Regions from separate parts of the Homo sapiens genome. Here region 2 is linked to region 1. Evidence: chromatin contacts called from ENCODE POLR2A ChIA-PET data. All regions are on one chromosome and are shown on one strand. The core of a region is the stretch at or near the end of the contact, and the rest is flanking DNA. Distances in the headings are between cores, read along the strand shown.

Region 1 (5,770 bases), core at 1,869-4,368:
TTCTTGCTCTCATGGGACTTCTGTTGGGGGTCAGGGTATAGGGAGGAAGGCATAGAGATGAAAACCAGTAAATAAGTAACAGGGGAAAACATTTTAAATACATTAATAACTAATAAAATAGAAATAAATCTGTTGGCTACTTAACAGGATGTGCCACATTCCAGATACATTACGTTAATCCTTATGATCTTTGGGGGCTAAGTATTAGTATTCCATTTTACGGATGAAGAGACTGAGGCTCAGAGGGAAGGGAGGTGGCTTTTCTCAGGTGGAAAGCCAGACCTTTTCAGTGGTCATTCAGTTCATAGCTAAGGTCTTATTTTCTGTGCTCTCTGTCGGCTGAAAATGGGCAAGGTAATTTCACATAGTGACAGGAGCCATGTCAGAGAAAGAGCAGGACAGTGGGACAGAGAGGGACCAGGCTGGGGGCTGTTTGAGATGGAGGGTCAGGAAGAACCAAACTAAGATGTGAACAGTGGGAGGTGTTGGAGCTGTGGTGCTTGCCTAGAAGGACCCTCATCGAGCAAATAGAAGCTTCTGGCAGGAAGAAGTTAATGTCTTGCGTGTGCCCTATGTAGGTTCATTAGGGCCTTTAAAGGGGGAAGAAGGTGGTGGCTATAAATGTTACAATCTTACCTTTGGCCCCTAGGGATTCTGTCTTTCAACCTTGGTTCAGTAACAACTTGTGACTGCCCAACAGGGCTTCCTTTCGGGAGAGAATGGCTTGTTACATTCAAATATGCCATGAAAGTATCACCATTTATTTCAGTGTCTGATGCCCCAGCTTGGGCAGCCTGAGCAGGCTCTGAATGGGTCTGAAGAGGCCCTTTAGAGTAGAGATGAAGAGGGGGTGGGGAATCCTCAATTCTAAACAAAGAGTCTGCAATGGGAAGATGGCCAAATGCTGTTTTTGGAGTGGGTGAGAGGGAAAAGAAAGGTATAGATGGTTCGTTGGAAAATGTGGTTTTATACCGGGTTTTGGTGTCAGGTCCCCGAGGGCAACATGGACTCCACACTGTGATCCTCCGGGCAGCTCATAGCCCCAGCCCCTTCCTTTTGCTTCCTGGTCAGTTTGTGAGAAGGAGGGGTTGTGTCTCCAATCTGAGCAATAAGGGGTCTGAGGGGGGTTGGATCCATGTGGCTTTCCTGTGTCTTGTTCCTTGTAAAAGTTCCAGGTTTTGGGTCGTGAGCTGTGTGTGTGTGTGTGCGTGTGTGTGCGCTGTACGTTAATATGGAGAGATGGGCTTGGGCCAGTGGGAAATAGAGAGACCCGCAAGCACAGAGTGACAGGGTTTGATAGTAAGCAGCAGGCCAGCGTTGCTGCTTTTATTCCTCGGTAAATCCTTGCACAATGCCATATGCTCTTGCATTCCGTAGCTGCTGCATAGGGTGTGATTTAGTTAATGCCCGCTCTGCAAACAGGAAACGGTGCTCACTGCTGTGTATGCTTTTCATGGAGATAAAGTGTCAGGAGCAAGACCCCAAACCTGCGAAATCACTAATGCAACCGCCCCCCATGCCCCAAAAGGTGGGAGTGGGGGATAAAAAGAGTAGGAAAGTGGTGTGGGGAGGGGAAGCTTTAGGGCCATAACTCAGACAATTTGTCAGGCAGTGGCATCGGTTGGGAGGAAAATATTGATGTACACTTTTTGTTTTTGAACCTGAAGTTTGGGTTTTTTCGGATGCATTGGAGGACTTTTAAATGTTTTCGGAGTGCCAGAGTTTGGACTGTTAGGTCACCGTAGGTACCGGCTTGCATATCATTTCAGAGGAATATTTTCAAAACTCCATAAAAACATGCGGCTTTCAAGGCTGGACCACTTGTTCAGGTCCTCCTCCCACCCCCCACCCTTTTTGGCAAAACCATGCAAACATTGGTATTCAAAAATATTTTGTTACTTTTCTTGGCAAAGTGTTCCAAGAAGGAATTGCAACACAGTCTCAGAGTTAGGAGGCAACTTTCTGGGGAAAAGGCGGGGGTTGGGGAGGTTTGGAGTTTGAATCAAAAACAGACACCGAAGCTTTAATAAAATAAATGAAGCGGAGCCCTTTCAGCTCACGGTGGACTGTGTTGGTGCGCGGGTCAGGCTTTAACGTGCCTAGTGGAAATTGACAGTCTGAGAACTGGGACATAAACAAAAATGTCAGTCCCTGGGAGTCTTGTTCACTGGACAATGTCTCAATTGTTCCTTTGGTTTTCAAGGCAGCAGGGAGAGTGGAATATTAACTGTTTACTGCCCAAAGCTGGCTCGGAAATTGCTTGGAGAAGGGGAGAAAAAAGACAGAAAATCACATTTTTTATTTAGAAACTATTAAACATGTCAGTAAGAGATAGGAAAAGAGCAGATTGTTTTCTCCTTAATTATCTGCCATTCACTTCCATATTTCTGCATACCATTTTTGGGGTGTGTGTGTGTGAAGGAACAGCAGGGTGTTTCTTTTTAAATTTGAATGTTAGCCTTGCATATTGTCAGTTTTTAAAGCTTGCTGGCATGTAGATTATCCGCCCCCGGTGGATATGACAGTGGGCTTTAGGAAAGGAAGTGTGATTTCTGATAACATTTACATCTTAGCTGTTCAGCGGATACCCTGTTAGTGTTTGTTCTTCAGAATGCTCAGATAGAACAAAAATCAAGTGGTTGGAATTTTAAAAAACAAAATGTATTTGGCTCTCCATAAAAATGCATTTAGTGATAAAGGGGGGCAGCAAGTAACTATGTCTGAGAGAAGGAATTGCAGGCACAGAGGAGATCCAGAATTCTGTTCACACTTGAATTTACTTGATTCGAGAAACAAACAGCAAAGCCTGGTGTATTGGCCTTTATCTGGGCAAAGTTCAAAACTCAACTGGTAATTATGTCCTTAGAAGCCTTAAAAGGACTGTGTTGTTACAAAAGCAGTGACTGAGCTTACTTCTTCAGGACCGAATGCACTCGAGTTGTTTGTTAGATAAACTTGTTTTAATAAATGGGGGGGTCAGGGGAGAGGTTTCTGTTCTTGGAAGATTCCCTGATAAGTAGCTTTCTTCTCTTGGAGAACTTCAGGCTTTCTCTCCAAGCGAGGGGTTTGCAGGCAGCTAAAGTCAGCTTCGGCTTCTGCTTCCTGTCAGTCAGGAAGTCACTTCCTTAACCCAAATTACAAGCTAGAGCACAACTCCCCAGCCATACCGAAAAGAGCAGGTTTTTCCCAGAAGACTGTGTTTCTAGATGCGGAAGTGTAAATTGGTACGCTGTGTGATCATGGAATGCCCAAAATACATAGGGAACAGTGTTGTTGGAAAGAGGCGCTGTGTCCCCAAGGAGAAGACGCCGCCCAGAATGGCTGGATCGCCTGTTGTGGCTGAGTGCGAGGCAGCTGTGGCTGGCTGCTGTGTGACGATGACCTAGTAGCCACCCATGTGGAGTCCTGGCTGCCTCAGAACCCTATCACATCTAGGCAAAATCTTGCATTTTTTATCTGGGAGGCCTGAGGACTTCAGGGCTGGTGGATAGTAAGCTCCTTGGTTATCTCACAGATACAAGAGGTCTTGGGAATCCACGATCAAACTTGATGTGTGCGTTTACCCTCCTCCCTTTGAATCTGTTATTCAAATATTTAAGCCTCCAACCTTGTGGCCCCTACCTGCACCACCCCTCACCCCCCCGACAAAAATCAAGCTCTTGACCTCATGGCTTCTTTCAGTGACCCTTGGGGGACAGGGTTTCCCAAGGCTGGTTGCCAGCTGGCATGGTCCCCCGTTGGTGAAGTGGAGACCTGTGTTTTTTTGGTCATTTTGCAAAGAGCTTATGGATGACAGCAGTTCTCTGTGCCTCGCTGGGACAGAGTGTATTCTGAGGTCCAGCGTCTGCATGGAGATCTGCCTATCCTTCACTTGGGGTGCTCAGTAGATAACGCGGCCACTTTCCTATACATTTCCTTAATTTAAGGGAACAGCGTAAACTCAGCCCAGGTGGATTAATCTCTCCAGTGACTTTTGAAACTTCAATTTCCAATTTCCCTCTTATGTCTAGGTGTGAGTGAGGATACGTGTAGTAATTGTCGCAGGTATTAGTGAGAAAGGGTGCAGATCACACAAATATTTCACACGTTATTAGTTGGACCAGACTTTGGAGGCAAGGGAGGGCCGTGTCACCTAGGAAATTTGCTCTTCCGTGGAGATGAAAGGGCAGTGAATTAAGTGCCTGCTTTTTCTCCCTTTTTCCCTCTGACGGTTATTGATCCTCCCCTGGAACTGTACAGTTCACGTTCTGATCTTTTTCTTGACAAAGGGAATTCCCAGTTTGTTCGCTGGCGAACGCACTAGCAGGTGAGGAGTTAAAAGTTGGCAACGCCTGCCCTCTCGAGAGTGTCAGGATTTTTAGTCTCTTCCTTGAGAGCTAGAAGATGTTTCTAAAAGAATCTCTTTGGTGACTTAGAAGTGGAGAGAGCTTTAGAAGCATGGCACAAATAAAAGGAAAGAGGCAAACACCGTCATTCTACATCTGTTTATTTTGTTATTAACAAAAGGCAAGGCGATTTTCATTAAAGTTTTGCTGGGGTTGGGGTTGAGGGTGTAGAGAGCAAAAGTGTGAGTTGTACACCATGACTGGAATCGCTTGGACATACTCTTCAGCAGACATCGTGTGACTGTGGAAGAAATGAGTTTCATGAAGATGACTGATAGAAGGAAGCCACTGAACCAGTCCTCTATCACCTCTTCCAAGGCTAAAGTTTGGAGCCACTTGCAGAAGGCTCTCCTCAAACCCCTGTGTTCTTTGCCTACCCCTGCTGTTGCCACATCATCTTGGAGAGCTGGCTGCTTCCCTCCTCAACTAGAAGTTCCTAGTGCCTGCTTAGTTCTTGTCTCTTGCTTCCCAAGTGCTCACAAAATACATCCATGTTCGCTACGAGGAAATGGACCACATAAGGTTTCCGTGAAAACCTTAGCCCTTAGGTCTAACACAGTAGGAACAGAAGTTAATGTTTTCCTGACGTAGAAGTTTCTCTTGCTGCTTCTGGTCACATTTCTTTCTTGTGTGGTTCTTCTATGGCTACTGCACTTTTTTTTTTTTCTTACTGTCTCCCCCTTCCCCCACACACCACCTTTTGGGGATAGGGTGGCAGGTGAGAATATAAACAGATAATGGTTAAGAGATAGTTTAGTCTTTCTAGGCCAGATTATTTAGTTTTTGCCATCTAGGTAAAATTCGGTCCAATTAAGCGTCCATTAAGTGTTTTAATATAAGCTGGAGAAGGAGTTGAACCTGGAGGTCAGGGCTCTGTGGTCTATTACAGTCCCCCTGGGGTCTCTAGCCCAAGGGAGACTCCAGGGTCTTAATAAATGACTGGGGGTTTCATTTTGAGGCCTTTACTACCAAAGACTGAATAATACATTGGGCATGATGGTTTTGTCCTAAACATTAACAGCCACAAAAGGTAGAGAGTGTGTCTGTTTATAGATACACATGTATCATGAATAATTAGTTGGGGACTGTGCATCAGGTCTCTCATTTTACATTCGAGGAAGCAATGCACGGAATGAATTCTGGACCTGCGAACTCTGAATTTCAATTCTCTGTCTCCTACTTTTACTGGAGTGCTTGCAAACAGTACAGTGTTTTTGTTGTGAAGTTATACCGTGCCTGTAATCTCTCTGCGGGTGGCCCTCCTAAGCCCTACTTCAAGAAATAGCTCTAAGCTCATGACACCCGCCCCACCCGATGCCTACATATGTCTTATATCCTTGGAGTAGTGTTTGGGGTTGCAAATTTGACTTTAGGGAGACATACTC
Region 2 (5,699 bases), core at 1,432-3,931, 270 kb before region 1:
CCAGCACATATATATACTTTCCCACTCCATAAGAGATGCATAGAGAGCTTATCTAGCACTTCTGTGGCTCTTTCATTTCCAGGATCTCCCCATCACATTTTTGGTTGGCCTGTTACCCGCCCCAACTAGGACTGTAACTTTAGGCTAGCAGAGGTGTGGGTTTTCACCATTCATTACCTACCGAGTTTGCTACTTTTATTGACAATGCTGCTAGGCCTGGGTTTTGCCCTCTGCTCCAAATCAAGTCAGCCTCTTCTGGCAGCCCCACCCTGGTAAAACCATCATTCTAGCCAACTAAGCTAAGGGGTGAGGTGGGGTTGTTCTTACCCAAAATTCTGCCAGTTTTCTATGAATAAGCACTTCTCAACTTGTTTTTTGCCTTTGGTCGTCATCCAGATCACTAAAAGACGTTTTTTTTTTTTTTGGTGCATTCTCCAGTTTTATACTTGTTTTGTGAATTTGCCGACCTCTTCGCTCATAGCTGGAAGTCCCCTGGTAGGAGGATTTTTGCTGGTCTGTAGAATGTGTTTGTAGAAAGTGTTTAGGATACCCTTGCAATGAAAGACCTCATCTTTGCGGATTTGGGCCTCTACTTCCCAGAATCCCAAAGACCCCTCCTCAAAGGGCATTTGGTGCTTGAGGTTCTCCAATATGGCAATGACCAGCTCTGCATGCTCTTGTTTCATTCCTTCCACCATCAGGGTGTAACTGCCAGGATCCCGTCTGCATGTGCTCACATGAGCTTTGAATCCAGGCAGCTCTTGGCCCATTAGCTGACCCAAAGGCAACAGGTGGGACCTGTTTTTGGCGGAACTGTTGAAGAAAAATGCCCTAGTCATCAGGTTGTTTCACTTTCATTTATCTCTGTCATCTGGGAATACAATATAGATAGTATCAGGCGCAACAAAAGGTACATTCTGATATTATTTTCAGTTTTTTGTCTAGACAGAGAAGACTAACCACTTGGATATCAGAAATGCCTACCACAAAAAATAAGAAAGACACGCTCAGCAAAAGGCCAGAGGGGGGTAGCACTGCTTGTTCACTTTCTCTCTATATATTCTTTTTTTAAAAAAGAAGAAAGTTTAAACCCCACCACCCACTCATCAGGTGATTGGAGACTATAGTTGTAAATATGTGCTGCAGGCAGAAGTTCTGAAAAATCCCAGAAAGTGTTGAAAACATCTCTAAACAAGGTATTTTTCTTCTGCACCTTTCTTGCTAAAGGTCCCAATTGCTGCCAAGAAAACCAGTGAGAATGTTAGCTGCCAAATAAAAAATTTATGACAGTGTTTGGCAAAGGACTATCTCGTTGCTTGTTTTATACATTTCCACAAGGTGCTTGAAGGCAGCCTCCTTTTTTCTTCCCCCCACAGCACCCCCTCACTTTGGGTACGTATAACTTACACTGATCACTGTTCTGAGTCTGTTCTCTAATAAAAAAGCAAACTCCTGTAAAGTAAGATTAAACAATATAACTTTTTTTTTTTTGCTTCAGTAGCCTCCTAAAATGTGAGGGAAACACTTTCAAATATGTTGTGTTGCATAGCAGGGGAAAAGAGATGCTGGGATTGCGTAGTTAGAATAGACACATTTATAGGAAAGGAATAAGAACCTTTCAATTAAAAACTGTGGACTCGGCCAGGCACGATGGCTCACGCCTGTAATCCCAGCACTTTGGAAGGCTGAGGCAGGCGTATCACAATGTCAGGAGTTTGAGACCAGTCTGGCCAACATAGTGAAATCCCGTCTCTACTAAACGTAGAAAAAATTAGCTGGATGTGGTGGTGTGCACCTATAATCCCAGCTACTCAGGAGGCTGAGGCAGGAGAATCATGTGAACCCGGGAGGCAGAGGTTGCAGTGAGCCGAGATTGTACCACTATACTCCAGCCTGGGCGACAGTGCAAGAGAATCCATCTCAAAACAAACAAACAAAACCTGTAGACTCTTAGTGTTAGAAGGAGTCTTAGAAGTCCCCCAGTCCTTACGTGTCCCAACGTCTCATGCTTTGCAGATCAGGAAATGGGGGCCCAGAAGCAGAAAGTGCTCTGCCTGAGGTCACACAGCCCAGCAGCCCACCTGGGACCCGAGCCTGGCTCTCACCTTAGTACCACACTCTTCCCCAAATGAGCTCTCCAGCCCAATGCTGCTATTGTTTGTTGACATAATCACCCCTACACACACACCTAGGGCACGTTTTATGAGCATTGGAATTTTGAGTGATTCTCCTTTATGAAAATTAAAACATTTCCTTCCCCAGAACTCTTCAAAAATCTGACTCATAAAAACCGAGTCAAGATACGGCAATGATACTACTGAAGTGGTATTGCCAGCCCGTATCAATGAAGCCTCCTGGCTGTGTCAGTGAATGTTTACATGAGCCTTTTAAAAGAGGGGAAAGGTGGGGACTGTATTTAGAAAAAAAGTTTTTTTGAACTGAGTTTGGATGTTGATGGTGATAATTACGTAGGCTGCTCAACACCCTGAAATATTTTGCCTGCCTGTCTGAGAAAGCAAAGTTACGTCTCAGTCTTTTCAAAATGCTGATCAGATTATGCTTTCAGTTGTTAATTGGTGCTGTTTAGCACATATTTCATCATCAGTCTCACTGACTCAAAAGCCTGTGATGCACTCTTGTTCCTTGCCTCGCCTGGCTCTGTTACAGGCATCTGCAGTAATTGTCGCACACTCGGTGAAGTGGAAGCACAGGGCTGGGGCTGAGGCTGCCTTTTGCCGTGGCTGTGTTAAGGAAGCCAGTGTTATTTGATATAAAGTGCTGCGGACAGACCAGGAGTAAGCGGATTATTTCAGACAGCGTTAGGAGGTAACCGGAGGAAGATTAGCTCGACATGAGGCAGATATCATAAGCAAATTAGAAAACCTCCCCAATTAGTACAAGAAACCCAGATTTGTGCTGTTTGTGATCCTTTGCTGAAAGGCAAAGTGTCGATGTTATGGGCTCTGGCCTTGATTCAAGTTGAAATGTTGGCATTTCCTATCAGTGCATGTTAGCATCTGAGGCTGTATACTGGCCTAATAAATGAAGTAAATTCCCGTTCTCCTGCACTGCTAAGTATTCCCCATTCCAAGGTTCTATACATTGGGTAATGTTTTACTTGGCCCTGGAATAATCTCTAGGGCATATTATAATGTTTCTATACTGGGAATATTCAACATGACTCCAATGTACCACACTTAATCTCTCTTTTGTTTGTTTGTCTTGTGGAACATGTATCATGCTGAAGTCATAAAAATGAAGTGTGCAAAATGCCAGATGCTACAAACGCAATTAGATACTTAAAAATAGCTTCCTTGGTGGCACTGCTTGAACTCTGAACTGGGCCTTGTTTTTACAAACAGGGTGGCGCTTTTCTGCTATGCTCCTGATTGTGTGCTCCGATAGGAGGCACGGCTCTGCTTCTAAGGCCATCAGGCAAACCATCAGATTGTTCTAGAATCAGACTAGGTGCTGATGTTTTACGACATCATTGCAGTTGCAGGCATGAGGTTTTTCTCTCCAGGTGCACTGTGTACCCTCCTGCTTCTTGACCTCTGATGGTTTGCAGTCAAGCTGTGTCGGCAAAAGCCCTCAACCGACTGAGTCTGACCTGCATAAAGAAGATGAAGTGCCCACACCCCTCACCCCTCACTTTTTAAGTTCTAAATGTATTCCACATAAACTTTTATTTCACCAGAACTCAAACAACCACAAAGCTCAGAATTTATTTTACAGTTTTATTCAAGGAAAAAGGTGATGTTTTTGTACTGTGGGGAAGAGGGGGCTGGATCATATTTTCTGATTATAGAAACAGTACATATTTATTACCCCAAAATTTGCAAAATTCAAATCAAAATGCAAAATGCAAAAAAAAATTGTAAAATTCAAAAAATCAGAGATTTTTAAAAAATCATGATCCTGGCCAGGCGCATTGGCTCATGCCTGTAATCCCAGCACTGTGGGAGGCTAGGTGGGAAGATCACTTGAGGCCAGGAGTTCGAGACCGGCCTGGACAGTAGAGTAAGACCCCATTGCTACAAAAAATAAATTAGCCAGGTGTGGTCATGCATGCCTGTGGTCCCAGCTACTCAGGAGGCTGAGGTGGGAGGACTGCTTGAGCCCAGGAGGTTGAGGTTGCAATGAGCTATAATCACGCTGTTGCACTCCAGCCTGGGCAACAGAGTGAGACTCTGCCTCTAAAAAATAATAATAAAATAAAATAATAAATAAAAAATTAAAATTATGATCCCAACGCCTAGACACAATCATTATTTACATTTCAATGTATATCTTTCCGATTTCTGTTTTACATTTATATATGTAGTTTTTGCAAAATTCAGATCATACTATACGTACTATTTGTAACCCTTGCTTTTTACATAATATATTATCAGCAAGAAAATTAGTGGTCCTAATGATGACTAGGATAGGGTCAGATTCTGTTAAACTTTCTGAATCATCAAAAACAAATTTATTCAATATAGTCTTAATAATAATTCTGCTTTTGTATAAGTTTTTCTTTGAAAATTATCAGTACCCAAAGAGCATTCGTGACAACCCTCAACTCACCGATATTATATGAAATATTATCATATTACCATATTCCTTTGAGGAGGACATTGCGTTTTCTCTTCTTTTACACGTGTGATCTAATTTCAGCATCACAAGAACCCATGAGATAGGAAAAAAGGACAGATGTTGTTGTCCCTGACTTTAATCATAAATGCAAAGTGACTCACCTGGCATCATAGCCGTTTGGAACTACAGCTAGAAAGCAAGACATTCTGTGACTTGTTATTTTCCTCACTGTTGTATTGCATGTGGTCTTTGACATCAGATCCGATTTTAAATACCAGCTTTTCCACCAACTAGCTGTGTGATCTTGGCTAACTTAACTCTCTAAGCCTCAGTCTCCTCCTCTGGAAAATGGGAACATTGACACCTTTGCCATAGATTTGGTATGAGGATTAAATAAAATAATTTGAGTGAAGGACTTAGGATAGTAGAAGTCACTAAAAAAAATTTTTAAATAATTTTTACCCTTGTTCTTTTTTCTCCTACACATTCCCTATTACTCTTTTTTTTTTTTTTTTTTTCTGAGAGACAGTCTTGCTCTGTCACCCAGGCTGCAGTGCATTGGCACAGTCTCAGCTCACTGCAGCCTCTGCCTCCTGGGTTCAAGCAATTCTTCTGCCTCAGCTTCCCAAGTAGCTGAGACTACAGACATGTGCCAGCGCACCCAGCTAATTTTTGTATTTTTAGTAGAGACAGGGTTTCACTATATATTGGCCAGGCTAGTCTCTAACTCCTGACCTCAGGTGATCCGCCCACCTCGGCCTCCCAAAGTGCTTAATTACAGGCATGAGCCACTGCGCCCAGCCCCCTCTTACTCTCTTATAACACTGTGAATAAATTAGTCTATTATGTTTCTTTTATTCAATATACTGAATTTTTAGTTTAGCATTATTTTAAATAATTATTATATATGTAATAAGATACGGTAATTCAAGAAAGTGTAGAAATACATAAAGATAGAAAAAACACCCACCACCCGAGTATAAACACCATTAACACTTGGCTGCGTTTCCTTCCAGTTCTTTTTCTTTCTGTGCAAAGACTTGCTGTTAGTTCAACTAGTGTTTTGAACTAATGAAAGCTAGACAGTCGTTAAGCCTTGTGTTCTGATTATAAAAGAGGTG

Evidence for each region. ChIA-PET counts read pairs that join two places held with the same protein, here RNA polymerase II (POLR2A).
Region 2: POLR2A ChIA-PET joins it to region 1 with 10 read pairs in T-cell. The contact joins two enhancer-like sites. POLR2A ChIA-PET finds 5 or more read pairs at or near these places in 3 of 52 experiments (H1, MCF 10A and T-cell).

What each region holds. Positions count from the first base shown.
Region 1 is chr10:113,057,504-113,063,273 of GRCh38, forward strand. All of the region lies in intron 5 of TCF7L2 (transcription factor 7 like 2), which reads left to right. Among named protein-coding and RNA genes, the nearest start is that of SNORA87, 15 kb to the left of the region's middle. RefSeq lists an enhancer at 640-1,268. Within about 2 kb of position 3,119, at least 21 of the 41 ENCODE cell types and tissues checked have a DNase peak (open chromatin) inside an H3K27ac peak, as active enhancers do.
Region 2 is chr10:112,790,355-112,796,053 of GRCh38, forward strand. All of the region lies in intron 7 of VTI1A (vesicle transport through interaction with t-SNAREs 1A), which reads left to right. Among named protein-coding and RNA genes, the nearest start is that of LINC02935, 98 kb to the right of the region's middle. Within about 2 kb of position 2,682, at least 10 of the 41 ENCODE cell types and tissues checked have a DNase peak (open chromatin) inside an H3K27ac peak, as active enhancers do.